Linked DNA regions of Mus musculus: regions 1, 2, 3, 4, 6 and 7 are each linked to region 5. The links are chromatin loops, found by intact Hi-C in ENCODE. Cell type or tissue: left cerebral cortex. All regions are shown on one strand. Region 1 has its middle 22 kb from the start of Btbd3. Region 2 overlaps Btbd3 (BTB (POZ) domain containing 3). Region 3 holds the start of Mir1952 (microRNA 1952). Region 4 overlaps LOC102636024 (a long non-coding RNA gene). Region 5 has its middle 160 kb from the start of Gm14062. Region 6 has its middle 63 kb from the start of Gm14066. Region 7 overlaps Gm14061 (a long non-coding RNA gene).

Region 1 (4,000 bases), 220 kb after region 5:
GCCACACGCCTCTTTGTCTTGTCCTTTCCTTTCCTTTCCTTTCCTTTCCTTTCCTTTCCTTTCCTTTCCTTTCCTTTCCTTTCCTTGTGATCCCTGAAGTTCAGTTAGGGTTGTTCACAGGAGCATGGGTAAGGGTTATTTCCTGGAATAGCCTTGTACCAATGACTATATCACTGAAGGAAGGTCTCTCCATCCCCTAGCAACCAGGAATTAATTCATAACCTCAGGGAGTTGTGAGGCCTGCTGAGCTCTTTCCTGCTTCGTGACAGAGTGTTGATGGCTCCAGCCTTGAGCAGGACTTGTGCTGATAACCATAGTAACTAACAAGTCAAGGATGTGAGACCATGCCACATTCTATAATAAGTTACTCCTTCCTCATCTCTTATAGTCTTCTTGGATTTACTTCATAATGTTCCTGAGCCCTCTGGGAGAATGATACAGATGTTCCATTTAGAGTTCAGCTTTCAACAGTTATTCTCAGCATGTTCAACAGTTATGAGTCTGAAGTAATGGCTGCTTACTGACCCAAACAAGTCTTTTTGACCAAAGCTGACAATAGCATCAATCTATGGACATAAAACAATATTCAGAAAGCAACTTGACAGGTATGACACATCGCATCCAGTTAGCAGAATGGGCCCATGATCTTCTAGCCACAGTTTTTTGACCAAGTCTATGATCGAAGATAAAGATTTCTTCCTGGGAAGCAAGCCCCAGATTAAAAACAAACAAACAAACAAACAAACAAACAAACAAAAGACCAGAAGGGGTTGGTTATCCCCCTAACAGATTTGCCAGTACTGCACCAGTGAGTTCATCTTGCCTGGGAAGTTAGTGATGTAGCATGCAGGCTCCACAACTAAGTAAGACTGGTCATGACACTTCTCCCTCAGCAGCCTGTACTGGTATAGTCCAGCTTGGTTTCTTTATGTTTTGTAACCAAAGCAGGTGTGGTTTCTTCAGCAAACAACAGAACAACAATTGTCTGTATTACTTTACCTTGCTGACCAGTAACTCAAGATCCCACTACTTCTTCCACAGGCGATAGCTAAGCATTTCAGACATTGTACCTCAAAAGGCCAACACAGGATTCCTCTGTCTCCCATCTTAAGCAATTCCCACTTATTCACTACTGGAATCTTGGACTAAGGGTTAAAGATTATTTCTAGAGGAGTTTCAACTACATTTCCAGCTGCCACTTTGACTCTCCAAGCAGCATCCAGAGTATTCTTGCCTCTGAGTGTTCACAAGCTCATAGTTCCCTTCAAAGCTTCTGCCTTTATGTTTATCTTCTCTAGCAGGTGAGTTTGTCTTTTCACCTCAGCGCTGCCTGTTTCTACATCTCCCAACTAAGCTTTCTTTAGCACTCCAGCCATTCTCCTTCCTTCTACCATTAAAGATTGTAGTTAATGTTTGCTCTTTCAAATGCCTGTCTCATCAGTCTAAAGGGAGTTCTAAACTCAAAGGCAACGTGCCTATTACTCCCGAAGACTGCTCTGGAGTCTGCAAAATAGATGCTCCATAAATATTTTCTATCTGATGTAATGAGTGAACTAGAGGAGGAAGTTTGCAATTTGTGGGACAAGGACACAGAGAGCTCCAGTAAGATTCCCTCTAAAGCGCCTCTCCAGTTTTCCCAGCCAGTCTTCCAGAGTCCCCGCCCACTACTCTCAGGGCCCGGGAAGGGGAGGGCTCTGCGCATGCCCCGTATCCAGGGCAGCCTCCGGGAGCGCCTCCCGGCCCCTCCTGGCGCTCGGGTGTGCGTTCACGGTCCCGGGGAGCGTGCCCTGCGTGCGGGTGCCCGCCTCGCCCGCCGGGCTCTGGATCCCTGAGTTCCTGGACCGGGCCTGCGGAGCGGGCACCTGGTCGGAGCTGCGAGAGGCGGTAGCGTCCGTGGCCACGCAGAAAGCTGACGGTGAGTGCTGGCGAGTGGCTGCTAGCTGCGCGCGTGCGCGGCGTGGGCCGAGGCGTGGGCGCGCGCCCGGAGGCGGGAGTGGCCGAACGAGGGGGCTCGGGAGGCTGCAGGCGAGGGGCGCGGGGGCGTGGGGGGCGACGAGATACCCGAGCTTCGTGCGGGTTACAGGGCCGTGCGTGCGGAGCAGGACGGCCCACGGGACCCTACGGGGCGAGGCGAACCTGGCCGCGACCGGGCAGACGACGTGGGCCAAACCACCTCGGTGGGGGCGGAGGTCCGGGACGGGGTGGCGGCCACTTGCATCGTGCAAGGCCGAGTCCGTCCCGAGCGCACCGAGAGCACCTAGGGGCCCGAGCAAACTTCTCCCAAGAAACTTATTGGGGCGTGGCCGTCGGGGTCGGGGGCTGGGGATCCTGGGGATCCACGCCCTGCCTTTTCCGCCCCGATCCCTGCAGGTGCGCCCTCGCCGGGGTCCTGTTGCTGCAGAAGTGCATCCTCCAAGTTCCCAGTGCCTTGCAGGGCCCATTCGCTCTAACCTAGAGGTTGAAGTTTGGTGGCTTGGTTGTTCTTGGTTGTTCGTTGCCTCGGGAAGGAAAGACTCTTACTGCCTTTATCTCAAAGAAAGTATTGTTAGGGCGTGCTTCATAGTCTGTGTGTCAAGCAACCTATTGTCCCATGTGCGCGTGCAGAAGACTAGCTCATTCTATTTGCTCATTTATTTATTTATTTTTAAAGAAGGCCGGTGGAGATAAGTGGGCTTTTTCTTTTCGAAATACTCCCGCCTCCTCCGTAGTTCCTGCTCTAGGATAGTTGTCTGTGCGGGAGGTTCCCCGGAGAGTTTTAAATCTCACGTGCTCCCATTGACTAATTCAAACCCAAGGCATTTATTTGGAAAACTATCTGCATGCAATTCGAAGTTCAGAGACACTGGTTTGGTAAGAGAAAGTCAGGTCTTTAGGTTTTACAAAGTAGTAGCATTCGGTTTGTAATTGCTGGGATGAATCTCCTTGTCCGGAACACAGAACAGCGGTTTGTCTCCCACTGAGGGGGGCGGGGGGGGGGGGCGACTGAAAATGCACAAAAGTGGTTTGTATTCAGCAGAGGAGGGAAAAAACTTCCTAACAGTCAAAGTCAAAGTTGAGCTAAACTATATGACTCTGGCATTTTAAATTCCTGTTGGAACTACGGTTCTCCCCTTGCCTCCCGCTTGGCCCCTTGTTACAGCCATGAGGCTATCTATCTCAGTTTAACCTTTCCTCCCAACCCTCTAACAGGGCCTCATATTTAATATAACTCAGTCTCTGGGAGAATATCCCTTCTTAGGCTTCTTGAATCTAAAGGGTTACTGTGGGTTTCCATAGCAACGGGTCCTCTAGGGGAAGTGGGCGGGACCTGCTACCATTGGGTTCTAAGCAGGACTCTTCCTTTTCATTCCCCATTGTAAGTTCTTCAGCCTCATTGCAGGTAAAGATGAGGTTGTCCGATTCCAGGTTTTTGTCTCTGAGATAATTAGAGATTTCCATGGAAGGATACTTCTCAGAGTTGAGTGGTCCTCACCCCTTTCACAGACACTCATCTGTCCACACTTGATTTATTAAGCAAAGTTCCAAGTTCCTAACGCTTTTCCTTCCACACACATACAAACCTGTGAATTGTGAACAATGTTTTTTAAAGCACTTAAAAAAATATATATGTTTTACCAATTTATAAACATGAAATATCCTACAGCCAGGCAAAGTTAAAAAGGAAACTGAAAAAAGGAAAATGACTCTCTTAACAATTTGTGAGGGGAAAATGCCACTGTCAGCGTTTTTACGTTGTTTTCACTCCTAGAAGGTGTTTTCCAAGACTATTTACAAAACTCAAAACCACTTGTAATATAATACTTTAAAAATGGCAAAGGGAGAGAGGCTCGGAACTCCTTCCTTCTAGCAACACACAGTCAAAGGTTTTTTGTTTTTTGTTTTTTTTTGCTTTTTAAAAACAAAACAAAACAAGCCACCAAGACCCCAATAAAGCAGGCTAGACATATGTTGCCGATGCGTTTAAGACTTCACTGTAAGTAATGGGTGTTGTGGATTCAAG
Region 2 (4,000 bases), 250 kb after region 5:
GGTGTATATTAATGTCAAAGCTTTGAGATATTGATGGAGAGCCCACTTTGTGTGACAGTCTCATGCTCCCTGTCCAGTGCACCATAGCCTGGCTGTTTACGACGGTGGGCTATGTACCTTACGTGCCCCCGGCCCTCAGTGGCTAGTGGTTTTGGGGATTGACTCTGCAAATGCTTTCAGTGTAGTGTGTGAAGGGAGCTCTCCCTTTCTCCACAGTACGTCCTCGCTGTCGGGAGCTCAGTGTTCCATGCAATGTTTTACGGAGAACTCGCTGAGGACAAAGATGAAATCCGAATCCCAGACGTCGAACCTGCTGCCTTCCTCGCCATGCTGAAGTAAGCATGATGTGTGTGTTTGGAAAGAGTTTCTTGTGCTGTGTTCCTGCTCTGCTGGCCTCTCAGTCAGATCTGAGTTTCCTGTAAGCGAGAGATTCTAAAGAGAGGGGGTGCTGCTTGCCTTGTAAATGGTCTTAGAACCGCTCTTCTGTGCTCGGGGAAGTCCTATGGAATGTCGCAGGCAGTTAGAGCCATTCCTTAGCCTAGAGCCTAGGGGCAAAGAGCTCACGTGGTGAGCTGCTTTTAGGGACATTTTAAAAGAAAAATAGCTTTCTGGAATAAACACTGTTTAATAGGGATGTTCTCCTTCTGAAAGCAGGACACTTTAAGGAGGCTTCAGAGAAATAGACCTTTACTTCACAATGAGAGCAGTGATGTACCTTGTTTAGCTAGCAACACTAGGACGACACATGCCTTCTGTGTTGTCTAATGCCACCAGAAGTGGAACTTAGTATCTCATCTTTGACTACATATATTTTACCCACAAAATTGGACATGCAAATTTTTGATGAAGAGATTTTTGAAGGGATTGTTTCCTATAGTTGTCTGTAGATTAATACAAGCAATTTTAAATTAGTAATATAAAAACGTAAAAAAGATTGGGGTAGTCACATATTTACTTAAAATTTTTCATATCTTATAGATACTTTACAGACTCTACTGCATGTTAATCGGGTCCTGGGAATCATCTTTACCAGGGTCTAATGCTAAACAGTGAGATTAAGCCTAGTTATTATAAGTTGTATTTATAAGGTTTTTCTTAACTGTTCAAGGCTATATTTTGATCTGGGAATTTCATTTCATCGGAATAAATTTAAAAAACAATGTTTTTGAAGAAAAATTGCCAAGTGGGTCAAAAAGTTTGACAATATTCTTACAATTTTTAAAACAATCATTATTTTTTATTTACTGCTTACTGAAAAATAAGTTCTAGTCCGTTTCAGAGTTTTTAAGTATGTAATTCCCTGGTCCTGTAATGACATTGAAGCCTAATTGAACTAGACCGTTCCCAGTGGGGAGCGGGAGCAGGGAGGTTAAAGGCAGTGAGCGTGTGAGTGACCATAACAGTAACTGCTTCGTCACTTCTTAACCTTCAGCATCAGTCCATTAGAGACACCACCGAGAAACCTCTCTACCTGCTTGGATCCATGCCCTTCCTCACTGCCTGTGAAGTCCGCTCTGCGTGTGACAGTGCCATCTGTTGTTGGTAGAATGCAGCCCTAGTTAGCAACTTGGCCTCACTGAAGTCCAGTAGGGTGTTGTTTCCCAGACACATGTACAGTCAGGAAACAGGAGCAGGAATGTCGGAAAGTTACATCTTGATTGTTTGCCAAATATCTTCTCTTGTAAATAGATGTATTACCTAGAGCATATTAGTGCAGTTTTTAAAAATTATGGAGTCAGGCGGGGTGGAAAGAACAGGGCGTGAGTGAGGTTCCATTTGCCTTGTTGGGAACAGCAGTAGGAACTGAGGCTTCCCCTCCTGTGTCCTAGGGGAGTAGCTGTACTCAGAAAAGGAGTGGCAGCTCCCTGAGTTCCAGGGTGAGGCTACAAATCCAGCCCATATTCTGGATGCTCTCCTAGTCCTGGCCCTAGGCAAAGCACAACTGTACTGCAGCTGTGTTGTCGAGTGGTCTTGCCGGTGTAACCGGCTTAGCCTATAGAGAAGACAGTTTCCTGGAAGAAAGTGTTTATTACTGAGGAACCTTTTGGCTTGTTTATGTGTGTTTATGTTTTCTTTTTTTCCTTGCGAAAGCTAATCTTGGTTTCTTAAGTTAGGTATGTTTTACAAACATGAAATAAAATTACTATAAAAAAAATCAAAGTACCCACTGCTTTAGCTTAAAAACTTTGATAAATTTTCTCAGTGTTGTCATGGGCAGAGTTGTCACTGATTATCCTTTTGTCCTGTAATATAAGATTGCAGGTCGGTTCCACCTTCACTGTCTCAAGAAACTCCCACCATTCCCCCAAACAACAAGAAGTATTTCATCTCCTAAGATAGGTACAGCTCCCTAACGCACTGAATCAGTGTGCGTGTGAGCTCTCTGCTTTGTCTCTGAATAGATACAGGGGAAAGTAATGTTTGCTTTAGTTCTGAAAATAGGACAAATAGGAGTTTAGAACTTTAATACTCACAAGATTTGTGGAGTTCGCTGAAAAGGTAGTAGTGAAGTTTATGTGGTGATTTCTTAAACTTGGAACCACTTCAGAAATATTTAATATCAGGTTTTATTTTGTGTTTTAGAAAAGTCCCAAATCATTAAGATTTTTAACTTTGACCTTATAGTTTCAAAAGACATTTGTTTTTATTGAAACAGAAAGTGGAATAGAGCTATATATGTCTACTTTAAACTCTGCTGGTGCTGAAGAGAGAGATGGCTCAGGGGTTAGGAGTGCAGCTTCTACAGAGGTCCAGGATTCGGGTCCTAGCACCTTCTCAGGTGACTCACGGCTGCCCATAACTCCAGTTCCAGGGAGCCAGTGCCCTCTTCTGGACTCCTGGAGTACCCAGGTGCCCAAACATACACGCAGGCACACATATATAATTTTTTAATAATAATTTTTTAATAAATAATTTTTAAGCTATAGGATTGGGAATGTCAGTGCTTTAACATTTAATACAGTATAATAGACTTTTTCTGTGTTTTTGTAATCTTATCTCTGATATACAGTAATCTTTTAGATAATTGGAGTATCTCTTATTTTGTTGAAAATATACTGAATTTGTCTTTATAAGATAGAAGATGAATAGCAACACAGTTAATCCATTTAATTATATAAGCTTACTGATGAGCTGAAATCCTAATACCTTATGACTGTATTTCAGAGGCTTCTTTAGCATGTTTGTAGTAGCTGTCACATGAAAGTATGTTCTTGGACAGGCTTGAAAGCAGTGGCTTCCTTCCTTGCTCCTCATGCTCGTTGTGTGGAAACCTGCTTACATGTTGACTACTTTCTTTCAGATACATCTATTGTGATGAAATTGACTTGGCTGCAGACACAGTGCTGGCCACACTGTATGCTGCCAAAAAGTACATAGTTCCTCACCTCGCCAGAGCCTGTGTTAATTTCCTGGAGACCAGCCTAAGCGCCAAGAACGCCTGCGTACTCCTCTCCCAGAGCTGCCTGTTTGAGGAGCCGGACCTGACACAGCGTTGCTGGGAGGTGATTGATGCCCAGGCCGAGTTAGCGCTCAAGTCTGAGGGATTCTGTGACATCGACTTCCAGACACTCGAAAGTATCCTCCGCAGGGAAACTCTGAATGCCAAAGAAATAGTGGTTTTTGAGGCAGCCCTGAACTGGGCTGAGGTAGAATGCCAGCGGCAAGATCTGGCCCTGAGCATTGAAAATAAACGCAAGGTCCTAGGAAAGGCCCTGTACTTGATCCGCATCCCTACCATGGCCCTGGATGACTTTGCAAATGGTGCTGCACAGTCTGGGGTATTGACTCTCAATGAGACCAATGACATCTTCCTCTGGTACACTGCATCCAAAAAACCAGAGCTGCAGTTTGTGAGTAAAGCCCGCAAGGGCCTGGTCCCCCAGCGTTGCCACCGATTTCAGTCATGTGCCTATCGGAGCAACCAGTGGCGCTATCGGGGTCGCTGTGACAGCATCCAGTTTGCTGTTGATAAGAGGGTGTTCATCGCAGGCTTTGGGCT
Region 3 (4,000 bases), 790 kb after region 5:
TCAATCTGTTTCCCATGAAGTTAATGATTTTTTTAAACTCTGTAAAGAAGGTAATTTGTATTTTAATAAAGATTTCATTGATTCTGAAAATTGCTTAAAGTAATAAAATAAACATTGCAGTAATAATAATAATAATTCTTATAATACTGAATATGAGAAACTGTGTGTGTGTGTGTGTGTGTGTGTGTGTGTGTGTGTGTGTAAGTGTGTGATTATGTGCCCTATCACTTTTCATTTCCATTGCTTTTTAGTTTTCATTGTAGAATATTTTTCACTTACTTGGCCAACTTTATTCCTGAATATTACAATTTTTGTTGGGATCATGATCATGCTGGGTCTCAATAGTGATTCAGTCCAAGGGAGTGAGACACAAAGGTAATTTTACTCAGAGATTCATTACTGTGCTAAAAAAAAACCTATCTCCAGATATAGGTGGTTATTAGGGTCTCACGACTTTCCTCTCTCACAGTAACCACCAACAAAATACTGTTAGTATTCCTTCCACCCCTGACAATCCCAAATGAAGCATTTCCTAACCACCGAGTAATCTATATTAAGATAGACTATTAGTATTCCCACAACTCAAGAGGCGAGCCCTCATGGATTAAACCAAGACTAGACTGGTAGAGAACATGTCTTTGTTCTATGTGATATATACATATTCCCACTTTTTAAAAATCATTACTTGTATCAGAAACCAACTCCTAATGTTAGTGGCTTCAACTAAGAAATATAATTTTTATTCACCGTAGTGTATTGTGGCTTCCTAAGTACCAGGCATTTGTTCAAAGACTTATCCTCCTTCCATCTGTGAGTCGCTCTTTCTTTTGTCAGCATGTTCTCTACTTGATAAAGCTGGTAGGGTTTCCAATAATGGTCCTAGAAGTGAAGACCTTGGATTCACAAACATTGCACTAAACAGATCTAATATATTTATACAACAGAGACTAGACAGTAAAGGTGACCTACGTGTTCAAGTTTGAGTGCAGAAGAGACCCTAACTACACAAATACTAACAGCCTGTGAAGAAGCAGAGCTAGGAAGTTGTCAGGAGTAGAAGCATATGTGTAGAGAAGATTATTTTCCCATATCCCATATCACCATACCAACTATGCAAAGCTCTCTTAAGAGTAAATTGATAGGGTCATAGTAACTAATACAGTAGCCCTTGAATAAAACATAGTTGCTCTAGACTGACAAGGTACAAGGGCATTTTCGTTGACCCAAAGGCAATCAAGAAATAATGTATGACTCTCTTGGCCTTTTTGCTGTCACTCTGTCGTCTTCTTCATGCTCCTCCTCTCTCCCCATTCCCCTCCCCCTCTCTCCAGGTGCTCATGGCTGGTCCTCTACTCTCTCTCTCCCTTTCTCTGTCTTTACTACCCTCTCAACTCCTTCCCATGCCCTGAATAAACTCTACTTTATACTAAAAAAAAAGGAAAGAAAGAAAGAATGTGTGTTAATAAACATGTTCTAAATTCTCACCTGGTAGTAGATAAGTCATAGGAATAAAGAAATTATGTGTGGGAAGGGGTGTAGGGGCTAGTAAGGTTTAAAACTGAAGCTGAATGCCTCTCTCAGCCCCTCAGAATACTCATAGACTCTAAAGAGGTAAAGGTTCTCATCCTGACTTGAACTTCTTTCTGCTTTCTCTTTTCTACTTGTTTTCCACAGTAAAGAGGCAACCCACATTGATACTGTTTCATCTGAAACACTAGGTATCTACAAAGGTCTGAGGTTTTTCTAGGCTATCTACTCGATCTGAAGTTGATGCTGGCTCACAACAGGGGCGTCACCTGAAAGTTAAATTGATGTTAGCCTCAGGAGACTATGAGGTTTTTGCCTCTAGTAGGGGGTGTTTATGGAGATGGTTGCTTCATCCACAGTGCCTGACCCTTTGGTCTCAACTGGTACAAACGTGAAGGCAAATCTCCTCTAGAGCAGATGTTTGAGCTGGAGTTGGCTGGAAAGTTGGGCAGCATTTTAACTCTGCACACTACCCACTTCCTCACTTCTTTACAGGCCCATATCCCATGCCCCAGAGCATCCTCTCATCAAAGTTCTTCTAGACCAGAAGTCCATTTTCAGGAGATGTGAATACAAACAGGATGAAACACAAAGTCTAAATAAATGTTGGTATTGAGACAAGGCAAATATTGCAGCCACCTATCCCTCTCTTATTGATCTCCACCCTCCTTCTGTGCAGGCTTATTTCCTGCTCCAAGGTGTGGATGACAAAAGAGATGGAAGTATGGGGGGGCGGGAGGGCACACAGAGGCTTTCATAAACCCTCTCTGCTTTTCTGCTGCTTCTCCTGTTCTTGCATATCCCCCACTTCTGCCTTCTGTTAATGCTAATTCAAGGTCTAAAAATAGATTTTTCTTCTTTGCAAGGCAGCATATAACATACTTCATCCTTTTCTTCTGTTCAAAGTTTGTGGTTTTCTCTGTCTGACTGCAATCTCCTTATGTTGTAAGAAAAAGTCTGAAAGGACAGTGCATGTGAGTGTTCCTGGGCATGCACACATGCATGTGTTGTGCATGTAGGTAAATTAAGTATATGCATATCTTGACACAATGCAAAAAGATTTAGGAACTTATTTGCACTTGGATTGCAGAGCACTGTGAAAGAGCTTGGAATATGATTAGGCTTCCTATTTTCCTCCAACTTCGGTCACCAGATCACATCATCTTCTAAAATTATCCAGGTATCTCAGATGCCAAAGAGTTTCCTGACTATAATTTTAAATTCATAAGCACCATTTCTCAAAACTACGTTTCCCGAAGGTTCTAGAGACCTGAGACTATAGCCACACACGGAGTGAGCATCTTCCACTCCAGATTGTTGTAGGTGTAAAATCCACAGGCAGATTGTCCCCCAGGAAAGGCTGCCAGCCAAGCCATTTCACTGGGGATGGAACTTGGGAGGATGGTGAGTCATGTAACTGAGAAGAAAGTGGCTGATGGCTAGAACATAATGAGCCAAACACCCTCTTAGGATGAGGATGGAAGACACACGTTTGTGGGCCACTTTCAGCCTCTCATAGCCTGCTGACTTTTGTTAAAAGTGTATCTCTAGCCCCACATTGTTAGAATTGTCACCAAGATACATTGCATGTTATATAAGAGCAGTGTCCCTGAAAAGTGCTTATGTGTTGCTCTTCCCCATCATTCCTTGGATCTCTCTGTCCTACAGGGAGTCCAGGAAATGAAGTCCTCAGCTGGGAGGCAGTCATTTGGAACTCTGTAGCTCCCATCCCAGGGCAGGGAATGCAGATGACCCTGGCCTTTCCTTGTTTGACTACACAATGTGATTTTTTTTCTCAAACACTTAAGAGAAAAGCATCGAGGAAAGCAAACCAGGTCCAGCAACTTCTTGGCTGCAGAGTTGTCCTACTTTCTTTCTTAGAAGTCACTGCGGCTCTTGCTCTCTTCCCAGTCACAATAGATGATAATAAGAGCCTGATTCCCTGTGTCTGCTCTCACTGAAGCCATGGGAGAAAGTAGCCTCTCTCTTCTCTAGGATCTTGGAGCACAAAACACCTTCCCCTTCATGCCTGATCAGGTTCTAAAGATCCACCTTCGGCTTTTCCTTCCCCATTAGCATACCCTCTCCACTTTGGCTTAAGAGCTTTCTGTAGTGGAATGCACCTTTAATTCCAGCACTCAGGAAGCAGAGGCAGGAGGATCTCTCTGAGTATGAGTCAAGCTGGTCTATCAGAGAGAGTTCCCAGATAGCAAGTGCTACATAGAGAGACACTGTCACAAAGCAAAAAAGAAAGCTTATGTGATCTCTAAATTCAAGGAATTCCCAGCAAACTCTGAACCCCTCCAGCATGAAGTATATTTTATAGCTGTGCTTATATCTTTCTCCCTAGCTGAGTACCAGGACTAGGTAGCAGATCAATGACAAATTATTATTAAATTATTTCATACAGCAAGGTATCTTCTTCAGTAGGAATGATAAAACACATTTCAAAGCTCTGAAATCATATACATAC
Region 4 (4,000 bases), 440 kb after region 5:
GTCCCATGATGTGAGAATGCCATCAGCACCTGGACAAGTTGTCAGGCAAGGGAAAATAACCATGGTTAAAAGTAGCTGGTTCCTCTGTGTGTGTGTGTGTATGTGTGTGTGTGTGTGTGTGTGAGAGAGAGAGAGAGAGAGAGAGAGAGAGAGAGAGAGAGAAGGGTGAGGGAGGGAAGGAGAGAGGGGGGAGAGGATGAGGAAAAGGCGAGGGGGAGGGGGAGAGAGAGGGAGAGAGAGAGGGAGAGGGAGAGGGAGAGGGAGAGGGAGAGGGAGAGGGAGAGGGAGAGGGTGAGGGAGAGGGAGGAGACCAGTTCATTCCAGCTTTTGATCTCTTTCTTTCTTTTCTTCATTTCCCTCCTCTGTTCCCTTCTTCCTTCCCTCACCCCAACTCTAACCCTGTCTCCCTCCCTCCATGCCTTCCTTTTTTCCTTCCTAAGGAAGCAACTCCCTATGTCCCCATAACTGTCTTGGTACTCATTACATGGAGGGCTATGCCCTAAATCTTGCAGTGGGCGTCTCGTCTCTGTCTCCTTAGTGTTAGAGTTTTCAGCCTGTGCAACCACACCTCACTTTCGGCAGGTTTCTTAGATTACCTGCAAAGTTTCTCATTCATTTAAGCTAAATTCTCTGGTTGGAATTTGTCACTTTCAATTAAAAAAAAAATCCCTCAGATGTCCTTGCTGGTAGATTGCTTCATCTAATCCATGCAAGAAAAGCACAGATAGGTCCACCATTAGCACAGTTTCAGTTCTGGAGTTGAACTAGATAAAATTATGCTCATTTCAACTAATCTACTGGGAAAGCTAGCAGGTGCACACAACCCAAAAGCAGAGCACATCTTTCTGTCTCTGTCGCTGTTTCTATCTCTGTTTCTCTCTGTATCTCTGTCTTAGTTTCTCGGTCTCTCTCTGTCTTTGTCTCTGTCTGTTTCTCTGTCTCTCTCTCTCTTTGTGTGTATATGTGTGTGTGTGTGTGTGTGTGTGTGTGTGCGCGCGCACTTGTGCGCATGTGGTGTGACTCACTCTCCCTATACAGCCCAGGCTGGCCTTGAACTCTCTCACTCATTATACCTCAGCCTCTCAAGTGCTGGGGTTCTATGGTGTTCCATATCATTCCCTTCCTTCTTAATGCAACTCTAGTTTTTTTCTTCTTCTTTTCCATAGTTTCTTGCTTTTGTTTGTTTGTTTTCAGCTTTTATTTTTTGTTTTAACTGATGAAGGCCAGAGAAGATAAAACAATGCAATAGATGAGATACACTCAATTGCGTGATTTGATACAATTTTTAATATCCTGAAAATCAAAATCTCCATGTGCTATAAATATGGCATTATTTTAAATTTAATAGTTATTTCTGATAGGTTACTTCATCTCCAAGACATTTCTACTTACTGTGTACTTAATGAGCACTTATTTTGTTGAAATCCTATCTTTGGTGCTAGAGAGCTGAACAGATGCAGAAGATGTGTTGGCTCTATACTAAACCCTCCATTTTCCCCTCCCATACTCCATTGCTTCTATTTTTTTTTCTCAGCTGAGTTGAGAAAACTTCTCTTACACAAATCTTCTAAAATCTAGGTGAGACCCTTTGCCTCAGTCATTGTGCATTGCCTGCTGTTGCTCCTTCTCTTGAGAGGGTTGGTTTCTGCCTCCAGGAATTGCACCAGTACAGACATCTGCAGACAGTGCCTTCTTCCGGAGTCAGCTTGCGAAGATGATGAATCTTGATGCCATTCTCATTATGCAGCTGTTGTGAGCCCAAGATGGAGGTAAACTTCTGACAAGCAAAAAGGCTGTCTTCTGCTTTTCCTACCCTGCACATGTTCCTCTTTGAGAGCATCCTCACTTACTGAGTGTCCCCTTGCAGGACTTGTTGGATAGTTTCTTGATATCGTAGCACAGAGATTCATCTGGAAAGAGGGAACCTGAATTAAGAAAATGACTCCATCAGACTGGCTTATAGGCAAGTCTATTAGCCATTTTCTTAATGATTGATGTGAGAGGGCCCCACTTACTCTTGCTTCTGGGTTATAGAAGAAAGCAGTCTGAGCAAACTGTAGGAAACAAGGCAGTAAGCAGTGTTCTCCCATAATCGTTGCAAGTTCCTGAATCCTGATCCCTGCCTCTGGTTCCTGACTCTCCTTCATGATGCACTGTAGTGCCGATGTAAACTTAACTCCTCCCCTTTCTCCTTGCTGCTTTTGTCTCAGCAATGGAAGGCAAACTGGCACAGGCATCCCCTGTTTTGGACTTCTTGCTCTCTTACATATTTTTCACATAAAAATCATGTTTATCCTTCCTACCAGCCTCTGTGCTCACCAATCACACACTTGCCAACTCTGTGGTAAATGAGCAGAAGCTGCAGCCTTGTGGTGTTGGGGTTTGATGCTAAACATACATACCCCATAACGTATGCTGCTTCATAACTGGACAAGCTGGTACATCTGAGGAGAGGCGCATGTCCTGCGTTCCCTAAAATAGTATAGCAGCAGCTGCACTAATTTTAGATAGGAACAAAAAAGGCCTGTGGATGTAAAGGCTTTGCTTTTCTCTACAAAGTCAGCTTGTGTGGAAAAACTGGCTAGAGATAGGGAAAATTAACAATGTTATAATTTTCACATAAACTAAAGTAAATGAAAGATCTACAGAATAGGTGTTCTCTAGTATTAATAAGAATATCTAGTTGAGTCGTTTGGACTGGAGAGGGATAGAGAGATGATAGTTGGGTCTCATATTCACAGCCAATGAGTGTTGAGTTGTGAATAACTGCCAGAATGTTTTCTCAATAAAAGGGCAAAGACTGGAGGAGAAAAAAATGTAAAAATTGATAGTCAGCTTGGGGGAGTTGCCACATGAGAAACTGGAACACAACCAGCATTGGAGTAAGAAGGCCGAGGGGAAGAAGACAGAAAGGGCTAGGCAGGGAATTTGTTGACAATATTTTGTTTTTCTAAGTTTGGTGGGCAAGTTTGGACAAAGGGAAGATGTCTTTATTGGGTGCATATATTATGATAAAAGATCGCAAAGGTGCCCATTTATTTTACTCATCGATGAGATGTGTATAATCGTTGTCTTACCTTACATTTGTGGGAACCAGACTTAAAGGGAGCTAGCTGGCCTGGCACGAGCAATGAAAGGCATTGACCTGAATTTTCACTAACGGACTTGATTCTGTGCCATGGCATACTGTGTTGTGTACTTGGCCAACTGCTCTCTGCACCTTTGTGATCTTCTGGTATCTTCTCTACCCATAGAACTGGAAATCTGAAACTCTTATATGTCACAAATGCTTTATAGCTAATTTTAAATCCAGTTGTCCAACTTTAATGACTTTTAAGCAATGCTGTGAAGTTATGAGTGTCTGTCATATTTCCAGTGGTAGTTGCCCCTTTCTGGAATGTTGATCCATTCTGACTTCTCAGCAGCAGGAATTGCTGAACATGTCTAAATCCTGTGACTCAGTAACAAACATGATCTTGCAGGTTTTAGCATGGACCTTCTCAGCTTCTACCTTTTCCACCCAGAGCACACACATTTGCTAGGTTAGTTATCACTGGAGTCTTTCTCCTTTTCTTTCATTGGTTCAGTTGTCTTCATTAAAGCTTACTCAGATATGAGGTAAAATGATTGAAATAATTCCTCTACCCTACTGACTTTTGAGATGACTGTTAACTTTTGCTTCAGCAAGCATATGGTAATAAGTCAAATAAAGACTACCTTCTAGAATAATAGTTCACAGCTATTTCCTTTTAGATAGCATATACATTTATTCATAATTCACTCATACCATGCATGCATGGAACATATTACCTTAGTCTAAGAAAAATTCCTGGGAGATCACTGTGGGCCTGCTTTTCACAGCGTACATAAGAAATTTAATCTCAGGCATGTGGTTTTCCCTAGAGTTATAAAATTGTATTGTGGAAGGATTAAAATAATTCTTCATCAGTGTTATCAATACTTCCTTAGTTCTACTACAATTGTAAACTATCCAGACCAA
Region 5 (4,000 bases):
AGTTTTAGATTTAAACTTCAATTATCTGATTTTAAAACTGTGCTTTTTCACACGGAGCCATTTGCACGCCCCCGCTCTGAGGCAGACTTCAGGTGCAGTCCTGGTTGGCATCTGCACAAATGGCTGTGTTTCCTCTCCAGGCTTCTGTTCTATGATCTCTTGTCTTATTTTCAGTAAACACATTGTTTTCTGAAGCAAATCTTAAACATAACATTACATATTGGATAACAAATTGGTGTGCTCTTCCCTGGAGAGACAATTTATCCTGTTTCAGCATTTCTTTGCTGCCCACAGTTTTGTGCAGGGTTGAGGCCTCCTGGGCATTCCCCTGTCTATTAAGCGTGTCTATTATTGTAGAACTTCGTCAGTTCATTTTTGGGTAGGCATGTTGGGAAGACTTTATGGTTGTTGCTTCTGATATTTCTAGGAGACACCATGTCATAAGAAACTCCATGAAAACAAACAGACAAGGAACATTGTAAAAAAAAAAAAGTAGCAGGTTGCATTTATTAAGAAATCTATTTGTATACATATATATGCATGAAGCAATAACTAATGAAAATAAGCGTTAATTTATATGAGAATGTTTATAGGAAGAAAGGGGAACCAGGAAATGATGCAATTATTATGTCGATTTTTAAATACCACAGAAGACAGCTCAGCACTTTAGAGCACTCCTTATCTTACAGAGGACCCCAGTTATATTCCTGACACAGACTTAGTTCCAGGACCTTGGACAACCTCTTTTGGCCCCCATGGCTACCAGGCATACATGTGTCTTCAATATCTGTGAAAGAGGGGGCCAAAGCAATGAGGAAGGGCAAGGGGAGGAGAGCCAGCAGAAAAATAATAAACTGTCACAAAAATGTTCCACTCTTTAGTTCTAGTGAGGTTCTCAGAAAACTTTGAAACACCAGAATGTGAGTTACTCAAATAATAATCTTTGCTTCTAACCTGTATTTTTAATGGAAATAATGAAGTCCTGAATCAGGTTTGCCTGAGTCTCCTTTCCTTTCCTTCCTTTTGTTTCTTTTGGTTTGCTTTGGGTTTTTGTTTGTTTGTTTGTTTGTTTGTTTGTTTTTATAATCGAATTAACTCCAGAACATTCGGGGGTGCCGGCTGGGATCCTTATCCCCACCAATAGACCAGTAGCTGCCTAATGAGCTGCCACGGGAGCCCCTGTGAGACCTAGGGAAGAATGAGAGGCTGAGCACTGTGACAGACGCTTCAGCCTCGTCAACAGGAATCCAGGCAGTTAATAGATTCCTAGGATTTGAGGGGCTCACACATAAGGCTAGGAAGGTGAGGACTCATCCTTGACAGAGTAATATCCCCGTTCTGCCACCCACTTGAGTTTTGAGTTTGCTCACAGAGACAAGGGTCCTTTTAGGTTGTGCTAGCTTCTGTGGGAGACTGCTGTGAGGGCACGAAGGTGACGACCTCCTCTCTTCTAAGTCCAGACCTTGATACTGGAAGGAAATAAAGCTATGTTTAAAGAGTCAACCATCATGGTGAAGCTTGAACCTTGGGGCCTTGTTCCTGGTAGTAGGAACATTGGAAGGGATGCTGCCCACATACAGTGACTACTGTAAATCATTTCCTCTGTATTTTCCTGGGGATAAAAATTGTGAGTTGAAACAGGTGAGTGGGCGTCATATTATTATGCAAAAAATTAATATTAGCAAAGAAAAGCCTCAAGGGCTGTTTGCTTGTTTTCATCTGAGAATAAGATGGGTTGGAAATGTAGACGTGTGTACATGTTCCCCTGTCTGCCGCCAGGGGGCAGCATCTTCTTGGGCAAAGGGAGGCCAGTGAGGAAGAAATTGCGTCTGGAAGATGCTGTTTGTCGCCTGGTGTCTTAAACCCTGAGGAAAGGAGAAATACCCTCTAAAATGGACTTCTCTAAAGAGATCTAAAAATCCTCAGAAATCAGAGGTCAATTCAAAAGAAACTATGGCTTCTGGGAGATGCTCAGAACATGGAAATCATTGATACTCTGAGAGTATTTCTTCTGAAGGGTTTTCCTTAGATTTTCCTGGATGAGATTTGGTGAAAGCAGATTTATTTTTAACAAATGCACACACATGGCATCCTCTTTCTTAGTGACAGGAACTTCTCATTTTTCCAAAATGTGCTTGGCAAGCTTGGCAGCCAGAGAAACGAGACTGGGAGACCTGCTGTTCCATGGTGCATGACGAGCAACAGAGGAAGCCAGTCTAAACCAGAAACCATCCTCTCAGGACGGATTCGGGAGGATGTTCTGCATTCACAACACTCACGTTCAAAGCTGTGGTTTCTTACTCCGCAGTAATTCTGCACCTTTACATCATTTTCTTATATACATTAGTGGAAAATTGGCGGGGGTGGGGGGGCGTCAGGGGACACGAAGTAGCTAAGGCACTAGACTTAGATAATTCTGTCAGAATTCTCAGCATTATTTTCCTTCATCATCTTTTTTCTTTTCCTACATGTGGCTTTAAGCCCAGTGCTTGTAGCATAAGCCCTTGAAATTCTATCAGCCAGGAAGTTGAGGTTTCTGACAGAATGAATATGCATGGCACACATAATCTACAATTTATTAGGCTGCTTCGCTGGTCATTATTGAGATTTGATTGTAATGCTTAGTGGCGTTAACATCCTCTCCATCCCCCTAACAACATTTATGGTCAGTAATAATATTAGCTCAATCCTTGAGCCTCGCTCTGCTGAATGAACCAAGCGACTTGAGCTCCTCTTGGCTCATTACTTCTAACAGGGCTCCTGTAGTCATGTCACACTCCAGCGACAAGCCTGACAGAATGGCATCTTTTAAATATTATCTCTGACATATTTCTCTGAAATGCTAGCCTTTCAATTAGTGTTATGCACCAGAAGTGACAGATTCTAGAAGAGTCACTTCTACAAGAGAGTACAGTAATAGGTGACCTACCAACAACAGTGGGCTAGAGAAGACATCCATGAATAAGTTCATTATAGCCCCTTGAAGGGGTTTCCACAGCATGGGCATGAACTAGTGGTCAATCAAGATGTCCATATATCTTTCTTTTGGACATTGTTTTTCCATTTCCCAGGTTCTGCATCTTTTGCTACTAAAAGCTGCTTCCTTCACCCATAGGCATTACAGATGCCCAAAGTCTGGTCCCACAGGAGCTCATACGTGATACCCTATTATTGCAGAACGTCAAATGCCTGTCCCCTTTGCCTTTGGGACGCACAAACTGACATGAAAGTTATGCTACAGAGACCTTGTCGGATCAAGCTGAGGTTGAGGTTTCACTCAAAATCACACTCATGCTTGGCTTCTTCTGTTGGGAGCCGCCCCCACATTCGCCGTTACAAGATGGCGCTGACATCCTGTGTTCTAAGTGGTAAACAAATAATCTGCGCATGTGCCAAGGGTATCTTATGACTACTTGTGCTCTGCCTTCCCCGTGACGTCAACTCGGCCGATGGGCTGCAGCCAATCAAGGAGTGACACGTCCGAGGCGAAGGAGAATGCTCCTTAAGAGGGACGGGGTTTTCGTTTTCTCTCTCTCTTGCTTTTTCGCTCTCTTGCTTTTCCCTCTCTCTTGCTTCTTGCTCTCTTTTCCTGAAGATGTAAGAATAAAGCTTTGCCGCAGAAGATTCTGGTCTGTGGTGTTCTTCCTGGCCGGTCGTGAGAACGCGTCGAATAACAATTGGTGCCGAATTCCGGGACGAGAAAATCCGGGACGAGAAAAAACTCCGGACTGGCGCAGGAGGGATACTTCATTCCAGAACCAGAACTGCGAATCAAGGTTATAAGGTTCCCGTAACACAGACTGTTGAGAAGGATTCAACTGCCGAATTCAGAACTCATCAGCTGGGGAACGACGGTGATAAAGGTTCCCGTAAAGCAGACTGTTAAGAAGGATTCAACTGTATGAATTCAGAACTTTTCAGCTGGGGAACGAGAGTACCAGTGAGTATGTTTGGCCTTGAATTTTTTCTGGTGTTAGGAGCCCTTTTGTTCCTTTTCACA
Region 6 (4,000 bases), 1.3 Mb after region 5:
TCCTAACCACTTCTCTACTCCTTACTCCCTGTATTCATAATCCCCTCTGTATTCCTAAGATCCTTCTACTCCTAGCTCCCTCTCCACTTATAACCCCATTATTTTTTAACCCTTCCCTATTCCTATCCCCTCCTTCCTAATCTCCTCTCTTCCTAACTGCCTCCATTCCTAACCCCCTCTCTATTTCCAACCCCTTCTCTATTCATAAACTCTTCTCTCTACCTAACCCCATTTGTGGTGTTTGTGTCGTCTCTTAATTCTTGTACTTTTTAATTTTTTATAACAATAAACAACAACAAAATCACAACATAGAACTCCGGGGTATGGATCTCAGATTCAAACTTACGATGCACATAACACTACACATTGGTGAATCATATTTTATTCTTCTACAAAACAGAGACCATTCCTGTGCACAGTGTGCTTGTAAGTCATGTAAATTTATACATGTATGCAGCCCTCAAAGGGTGAGGGGCATAACTAAACACTGGGGTTCAGATGAGCAGTTAAATTCCCTTTCTGTGACAGCATGCAGACTAGCCTGTCTCACATCCTGACTTAAATGCTGGTAACTTATTTTTTCCATGAAAACATCTGCATTTCCATTTGATAGTATAATATCTGTCATTGGCCTTAGTATGTGAACTCACTTAGCAGGTCAGGTTTTCTTTAGAAAACAAATGATTTGATTTGGAGATTGTAATCTCTATACAAGCTTTCTCTCCTCGCTGAAGCAACTTCCCACTTCTGATACTTCAGTTTCTTTGAACAAAAGGACAGGGTTTTTGTTTTTGTTTTTAACTGTTTTGTAATTTTTAGATGTGTATGAGTGTTTTGCCCAGATGTGTGCCTGTGAACCACTTGCATGCCTGGCTCTGGTAAAGACCAGAAGAGGGAACTGGGTCCCCTGAAATTGGAGATATGGATGGTTGTGAACTAATATGCAAGTGTTGAAAATTGAACTCAGATCCTCTGAAAGAGCAGTCAATACTCTTAACCACTTAGATATCCCTTCAGCCTCATGAGACTTCACTATTACCTGTTTCACAGAATTGCAGTGAGGATTAAATGGTAATACATTACAAAAATTAGATTAGCTTTAAGTGATTTATTAAAAATCTGCCAGGTTATTATTCATTCAGTGACAAAGAGATAAAGCCACCTGCAGAGTTAACAGCAAACAACATTGAATAGGGATGCCCTCTTCGTTGAATGACAGCTGCTTTCTTACTAAGAAACCTTGTTCAGCCAACACTGTAGGCAGGTAGAGGAGCTAGGGAGATGGCTCAGCTGTAAAGAGCAGTTTGCTTCAAGGACTGTAGATATGTTCCCACCTGCAGATCAGCTCACGTCACATCTGATGCCTTCTTCTGGCCTCCTTTCACACCTGGCTTTTACATAATTAAGATACATATAATTAAAACAATAGACTTCATCTTCAAAATGATAGGCCATCACAAATGCTTGCTGAAATCAAAATGCTATGAATGAAACATTCTTGATTGCTGTAGGGCTTAGGTTTGGTTAAAAGAGGGATAATGTTTAAGTTCACAAATTTTACAGTTCAGGGGTTTTGGACCTTAAACAATGCAATCCTAAGATCAAGGGATGACCCTCCATCCCAGAAGAGCTGGGAGCAGTGTTTATGGAGGTATTTAGGGTTGAGCATTGAATTTACTTTTTAAAGCATGCACAGAGGTCCTTGTTCCTTTGTTGACTGAGATATGCTTGGTGTCTATCCTTAGAGAGACCATACTCTTACCCAAAGTACTGAATTTGCTGAGACAAAGAAAAGCAGCCAGGACTTGGAATTTACCTGCTGACATTCTAGTAAAATATTGTGGCTGCAGTGTTTTAATCTTCAGTGTAATTGAACCAACCTTGGGTCCACTTTCTGCCCTGACATGATGTTAACCTCTTACACAGAATCCCACTATGCTTGGAAGACATCAGAACAGGCTTCAGTGGGGAACATTCTAGTAACTGAAACTTTTTCCAATATACTCGAATAACCACATTGCTTCCTGTTTGATAAAATACTTCATACTCCCTCTAGTGCATATTCCCCCTCATTGCAAGGAGTCATCCAACTCTTAACTCAGGAGCTTGCTGGCCCACCACCCTCTTTGAAAGCAGGACTTTTCTTTTTTCTTTTCTTTCCTTTTCTTTTCTTTTCTCTTTTCTTTTCTTTTCTTTTCTTTTCTACCTTTTCTTTTCTTCTCTTCTCTTTTCTCTCATTTTTAAAATTAAGTTTGTTGTGTTTTTTCTTTTTTTCTTTTTATTAGATATTTTCTTTATTTACATTTCAAATGTTATCCCCTTTCCTAGTTTCTCCTCTGAAAACCCCCTATCTCCTCTCCCCTCCCCGCTGCTCACCAACCCACCTACTCCCACTTTTTGGTGTTGGCATTCCCCTATACTGGGGCATATAACCTTCACAGGACCAAGGGCCTCGCCTCCCATTGATGACCAACTAGGCCATCCTCTGCTACCTAGAAAGCAGGACTTTTCAACTCAATGGCAGACCCTGGACTCAAAACAAAAGAATGAGAAGATGGACCACACTTGTAACACCAAAAAGAGATGGCTCAGTACAACCTGACCTCTAACTTACATGTTCCTACACTCAGGCCTCAGCTTTTGTTTAGAAAATTAACTTTCAGTGTTTATCATACATTCAACTGCTTTAAGTCACTGTGTAGAATAGCAACCTGTGGTGTGTAATGAACATTTGAAAATTGTCTATGAAATAAGTCAGTAGGTTCTGATATCTTCAAACAAACCCCACTCTCTAGAAACATAAACACCAAGGAACGTGTTGACATGGTCATGATAGCTACAGCACAAATAGATAGGACTCGGAAATTCAAGATCACGACACTAGCATCCTTGTGATTTTGTATGAAGGCCTCATGATGACACATGGGTACCTGCAAAGACAGGGAAAGAGGCTAAACTCATCCTATTTCAAACCCATTTCAACAAAACAAACATTAACCTACTCAGGATGATGGATCCTTCAAGTCACCAAATGCCTCTTAAAGTCATCACCACCTGTCAAAAATTGAGGACCAAGCCTCAACATGAATTTTGGTAGCTACAAATCGCATGCAAACCTTAACGAAGGGTAGTAACTGTTACAGCAACTTCTATTTTTTTAATAGTTATTGACTCATTTAATCCTAATATCTCTAGGAAATAGGAAACTAGACCCATTTTAAAGGTAAGAAAACATTGAAAAGGAGTTATTGAATTATAGAATAAATATTATCTATTTTATAAAACCTTCCAAAATTTTCCCAGGATGCTTATAAAATTTAGTATTCACATGAATGATATATTAAAAGTTCTTATTACTCCACATTCTCCCCAAAATGCATTGCCAGACTAAATTTGTCTATATAAAGATAGATGGTGTGAAGAGATATATTCGTTGACTGAAATACAGTTCAATAAACAAATCAAAAACACTGAGATGGATAGGAAGAGAAGATGACAAAGTCAAAGCAAGAGGAAGAGGTCAAAAAGCTGGGAGTTGAAAAGTCAGCAGAAATATTCCGAACAGGCTTTAAAAATAATTCATTGATAGGGAGCCTGGAGAAATAGCTCATGGGTTAAGAGTACTTGCTGCTCTTTGAGAGGTTTGATTACCACCAACGTTAACTGTTTACAATCATCTATAACTGTAGTTTCAGTGGCTCTAAATCCCTCTTCTGGCCTCTGTGAGCACCAGGCACATACGTCATGCACAGGCATACATGCATGCAAACTATCTATACACATTTTTTTATTAAAACAAAAAAGACTAACTGGTAACGTTGCATGTAGCAATTCAAGAAATAGAACTGAACATCTCCCCATCTCTCAAGGCACATTTAACTGTCAAAGACTACAAGGGACAGCTGAACTAAAGATGAAGGTATGGAAAATTCCTTTGTCTCTACCTCTCAATTCTTCTCTTCTCTTAACATTATAACTTTGCAATAAACTGATGTCTCTA
Region 7 (4,000 bases), 680 kb after region 5:
TTCCAGAGAACATCTCTGTCCTCTGTCCGTTGGCCAGCACCACCCACAGCAAAGGGGAAGGGATATTTACTATTTCTATGTTCCTGGAATCAGACCTTTATAATCCCAAAGAAACAAGTTTACTCATTTTAGAAAAATTCTAGCTTCCAAGTTTTAATTTGCACCCCCTCATAATCTCCAGGTGTTCTGTGTCCACAAAGGAATAGATCAGAGAGCCAGTATTTCCTTTTCTTTGTGCAGAACAGAAGGGCACCGTGGCTGGCGTCCCTAGGTCATGATTTATTGGTTCCTCTGAACCACTGCAATGCTGTATTCTTTCAGGACACTCAGAAACACAGCAGGCCTTTTTAAGAATCCCAACTGGCTCCCAGGCTGAATACAAGAGGAGGAAAAAGCATCAGTTGAAATGGAAATCTGCACATACCAAAAATAGACCTCTCATGAGGGTTGTCTTGAAAAAGAACTCAGGGCTAAATAGTTCTGGGTGACATATGTTGAATCATTTAAATTTTGTTTCCCTCCAGTTTAGCCAGGAAATAAATGAATTTAAAACAGTGAAAGAAAAAAGAAAAGAAAATATTTTAACTTTAAAAGCCATCTCAGGAATTTCTCCTGAATTACGGTAACCAAACATTGGTCAGCCCAAGTTATTTTCCATTTCCCCTTCATAGTTCTGACACATAGTTCCACAAAATCCTGTCAAATGACAGTGCTATAATACTATTTTTGTCCCCACCTCTCCATGTCACCTGGTTCTCCTGTTTGGAAATGTGTATCTAACCTTCACTCTGCTCTGTTCTTTCTATCACTAGGACATCCAGGTCCCCTTTCCAGGCTCTCAGCTTCCCAAGCCTTTCTCTGTACTTGCTCCAATGTATGCAGTTCACACTTTGTGAAACACTGCCCTTTTCTCTGGGATCTCCTCTAAGTGGAAGCAGTCTTAATCATACACTGGCAAGCTCAATAGATGTAAGTATGGTAGGCTGGCTTTTCAGAGAGGCCATTTGGTCCTTGACACAACATTTTGCTTTTGGACTTTGGAGCAGAAACGTGAAGCTAGGTTTAGGTCCACTTTGTTGGTTGTTTGGATTAGCATGACTTTCTGACCTGTGAGGCTAATGTTCCTTGGCCTTCTCTGATGATGCCATTTTATCCATCTACTTAGAAATGCATACTAAGGCTGAGTCTCCATGGATCACAAAGCTAAGCCACCTGGCGTGTTGCTTTGTTCCCAGGTTGAGCTGGGACCACAATACATTCCTATCTGAGAAATACTTGGAAAGTTCCTATGAGGATATCCATTCCTAATCCTTCTGCTGTCCTCCATATTTCCACACTTCTTTGCCATGTTGCTTTCCTCAATAGAGGGATATTGATCTTGATCCTGACCACTTATATTCTTAAGACAGTATTTGATTAGAGAGACATCATGTACCGAATGTGTAGCCATGTTCTATAGCTGGCTTAACTAAAATCTAACTACAAATTCACCTTAAGAGGAACTTTCTTTTTGTGTTTTATATACTTTCACAATGATGGAAATTGCATAGAGACTTAAATCTGACCATAAGCTATGAGTCTTTCTTTGCCCACGCATACCAGGAAATCCACTCAAAGTCAGCTAAAGGTGTTCTCACCCTTCTCCATTTTAGCAAAGGAAGGAAACACATGTTTCTATAGATCAAAATTTATTTTTAGAAGGAGGAGGCATTAGCACAGTTGAAAAGCAGTCCAAGAGGAGACAGACTTGTAAGAAAAGTTATACGTGGACATCCTCAAAGACACATGGGGACTGAAGGGGTCTTTGCTGATCTTGAGGAACAAGCAACCACAACACCAGGACAAAGTTGTATCCATCAAAACATGATAATGAAAATGATCATACAACCTCCTGTAAGCTATTGGGTACACAGCTACCCTATAATATAATCATACAGCCCCCCCCCCCTGTAGGCTATTGGGTTCATGGCTACCCTATAACATTGACAGTCCCTCCACCTACAGATACTCTTCTGCTTTTAAAATTACAATAGTGCTGTTCACCAGATGCCGTGACTTTAACATAGCCTAAAGATGAATAGCATAGTGTTGCAGGTAAGAGAATGTGCTCTGGGACCTAAAACTTGGGTTTTATGTTCAGCTCTGTCATTTTACTGACTTCAATATTTAAGCTCTCCAGGTCTCAGTTTCTTATGTGAATAGGATCAGTTGTAAATTATATTTCATAAAATCATTAGAGATTAAATATTTTAAGCCACACAGAATACTTAGGACACCATCAGGAATTAGCATGTTCTCAGCAGGCATTAGCTATTTTTATTATTATCATCATTATTTAATGAAAATTGAGGGCATGTAAGTCCACAGTACACTGCTGGGTACCCTGTGGAGAATTTTGATGAATATAAGATGTGGTTGCTATCCCAAAGGAATATATAACATAATAATGTGTTAATTCTGTGTCTTAAATTTTTGTTGAGTTCATTTACTCATTCAAATAGTCAAAGACATTAATAATTATTTTCAACAGACAAACTAATTGATATGAGAGCAAAACAGATATTAGAAATGGGAACTGTGAACTCAAAAATAATGAATTGCTAGTCTATAGAAATTTCTAAGTATAAGGAAATTTCATCTGAATAGAAGAAGATACATAGTATTTCGTTTTGAGACAAAGTCTTCATAAGCCTTTGCTTGGCCTTGAATTCATTGGTCAGCAGTCTAGTCTTAAGTTCCTTAACCTCCCAGCTGATGAGACTACAAGCATGAATAAACATCCCTAGCTAAGATACCTTTACTTCTTTTCCAATTTGAACCCCTCTGTTTACTTTTCTTGCCTAAAACTTTTGATCAGCAATTTCAGTATTGTGTTGAACAGAAGTGACCAAAGTAGACATTTTTCCTTGTTGTTGAAATGATTTCAGGTTTCACATATTACATTTATTATGTGAAAATACTTTTATACTGTTCCTACTTTGTTGAACATTTTCATCATGAAATAGTGATGAATTTTGTCAAAAATAATTTTTACTCATTGAAAATATTAGACTGAACTATTAACATTTTTGCTAAATTTTGTATGGTAAAATACTCTTGTGTAACTTGGACATGGTATGTACAATTTATGTGTGTTGTTGGGTTTGTTTGTTATCTTTGATGACTTTTGTCACTAGAAATTGGGTCTATTAGTTTTCTTTAGTTGAGTCAATTTTTTTTGGCTTTTATGTAAGGTTAATTCTGACTTTATAAAGTAAAGTGGAAAGTATTATTGCCTAGTCATTTTTAAAAAATAGCTTAAGAAGAATTGACACTAATTATTCTTTAAATACTTGCTGAAGTAAAGGTTATATCTAATCCTGGGCTTTTCTTTGTAATAAATATTTTTTATACAGAAACATACAGGTAACCTGCTAATGAATTGAGTAACAAACATTAATATATTTATTCCATTATTCATCTATTGTTTGACAATCATATTTCAGTATATATGCAAAAATACAGACATATAAATACATTTATTTTTTGTAAATTACTAAAATGTAGGTCACATATAATTACTATGATTACCATGTACTTGTAGAGTCTAAGAATGGATATATTTCCTAGGCATAAAGATTCTATTTTATGTAATTTTAGTCAATCATGCTTTGTATACAGTTTAGAGGACTATCTAGTCTAAAAGTATATATTTAATTTAATTACCCCTCTCTTTAACTTCTTTTAATCTGAGACTTTTTACTCAGCCTTTTAGTCATACTATTGCATTTTCAGATAATCAGCCTGGTTTTACTGTAGGAAAATTTGAGGCCGTTTTCATGATTATATCAAAGTTACACGGTCTTTCACAGAGTAGTATATGCAATGCCCTTGTTACAGTCATAAGCACAGAAAGTACATTTTCCCTCATCAGTGCTGAGAGTTTTGGTCACCTAGTAAATGTAGTATATACTTATTCCTCATCGAAGGGTGATCCAGTTATTCAATTTATCCATATAGA

Evidence for each region. Peaks named below come from ENCODE experiments on the same cell type or tissue, not always from the same donor. Only the 100,000 strongest peaks of a DNase experiment are listed, where the experiment ranks them.
Region 1: a loop joins it to region 5, with 2.8 times the contacts of the local background. A loop is called at or near these places in 2 of 42 quality-filtered maps.
Region 2: it touches region 5 in a loop (5-fold over the local background); 10 of 42 quality-filtered maps call a loop at or near these places.
Region 3: a loop joins it to region 5, with 2.7 times the contacts of the local background. A loop is called at or near these places in 2 of 42 quality-filtered maps.
Region 4: it touches region 5 in a loop (2.8-fold over the local background); 2 of 42 quality-filtered maps call a loop at or near these places.
Region 6: it touches region 5 in a loop (10-fold over the local background); 10 of 42 quality-filtered maps call a loop at or near these places.
Region 7: it touches region 5 in a loop (3-fold over the local background); 7 of 42 quality-filtered maps call a loop at or near these places.

The regions. Positions count from the first base shown.
Region 1 is chr2:138,254,840-138,258,839 of GRCm38, forward strand. It overlaps a transcript of Btbd3 not described here. Among named protein-coding and RNA genes, the nearest start is that of Btbd3, 22 kb to the right of the region's middle. In left cerebral cortex, a CTCF peak has its summit at 1,728; DNase peaks (open chromatin) are centred at 1,722, 2,542 and 3,292; H3K4me3 peaks cover 2,784 bases; H3K27ac peaks cover 1,839 bases.
Region 2 is chr2:138,280,157-138,284,156 of GRCm38, forward strand. It overlaps Btbd3 (BTB (POZ) domain containing 3), which reads left to right. Exons shown (of 4, transcript NM_145534.2): 3 at 217-335; 4 at 3,302-4,000. Among named protein-coding and RNA genes, the nearest start is that of Btbd3, 3.7 kb to the left of the region's middle. In left cerebral cortex, CTCF peaks have their summits at 430, 1,555 (motif pointing left) and 2,847 (motif pointing left); DNase peaks (open chromatin) are centred at 392 and 1,523; H3K4me3 peaks cover 2,029 bases; H3K27ac peaks cover 1,504 bases.
Region 3 is chr2:138,817,759-138,821,758 of GRCm38, forward strand. Mir1952 (microRNA 1952) reads left to right here and starts at 2,171; the gene lies at 2,171-2,249. In left cerebral cortex, no CTCF peak of the experiment used is centred here; DNase peaks (open chromatin) are centred at 2,427 and 2,915; H3K27ac peaks cover 2,452 bases.
Region 4 is chr2:138,474,315-138,478,314 of GRCm38, forward strand. The region is part of intron 2 of LOC102636024 (a long non-coding RNA gene); the gene reads left to right. Among named protein-coding and RNA genes, the nearest start is that of Gm14061, 100 kb to the right of the region's middle. In left cerebral cortex, no CTCF peak of the experiment used is centred here; DNase peaks (open chromatin) are centred at 1,796 and 2,389; H3K27ac peaks cover 1,324 bases.
Region 5 is chr2:138,031,780-138,035,779 of GRCm38, forward strand. No RefSeq gene overlaps it. Among named protein-coding and RNA genes, the nearest start is that of Gm14062, 160 kb to the left of the region's middle. In left cerebral cortex, a CTCF peak has its summit at 1,771 (motif pointing right); DNase peaks (open chromatin) are centred at 1,835, 2,113 and 2,485; H3K4me3 peaks cover 474 bases; H3K27ac peaks cover 1,049 bases.
Region 6 is chr2:139,368,220-139,372,219 of GRCm38, forward strand. No RefSeq gene overlaps it. Among named protein-coding and RNA genes, the nearest start is that of Gm14066, 63 kb to the left of the region's middle. In left cerebral cortex, a CTCF peak has its summit at 2,062; a DNase peak (open chromatin) is centred at 2,052.
Region 7 is chr2:138,708,625-138,712,624 of GRCm38, forward strand. The region is part of intron 5 of Gm14061 (a long non-coding RNA gene); the gene reads left to right. Among named protein-coding and RNA genes, the nearest start is that of Mir1952, 110 kb to the right of the region's middle. In left cerebral cortex, a CTCF peak has its summit at 1,887; DNase peaks (open chromatin) are centred at 367 and 815; H3K27ac peaks cover 1,377 bases.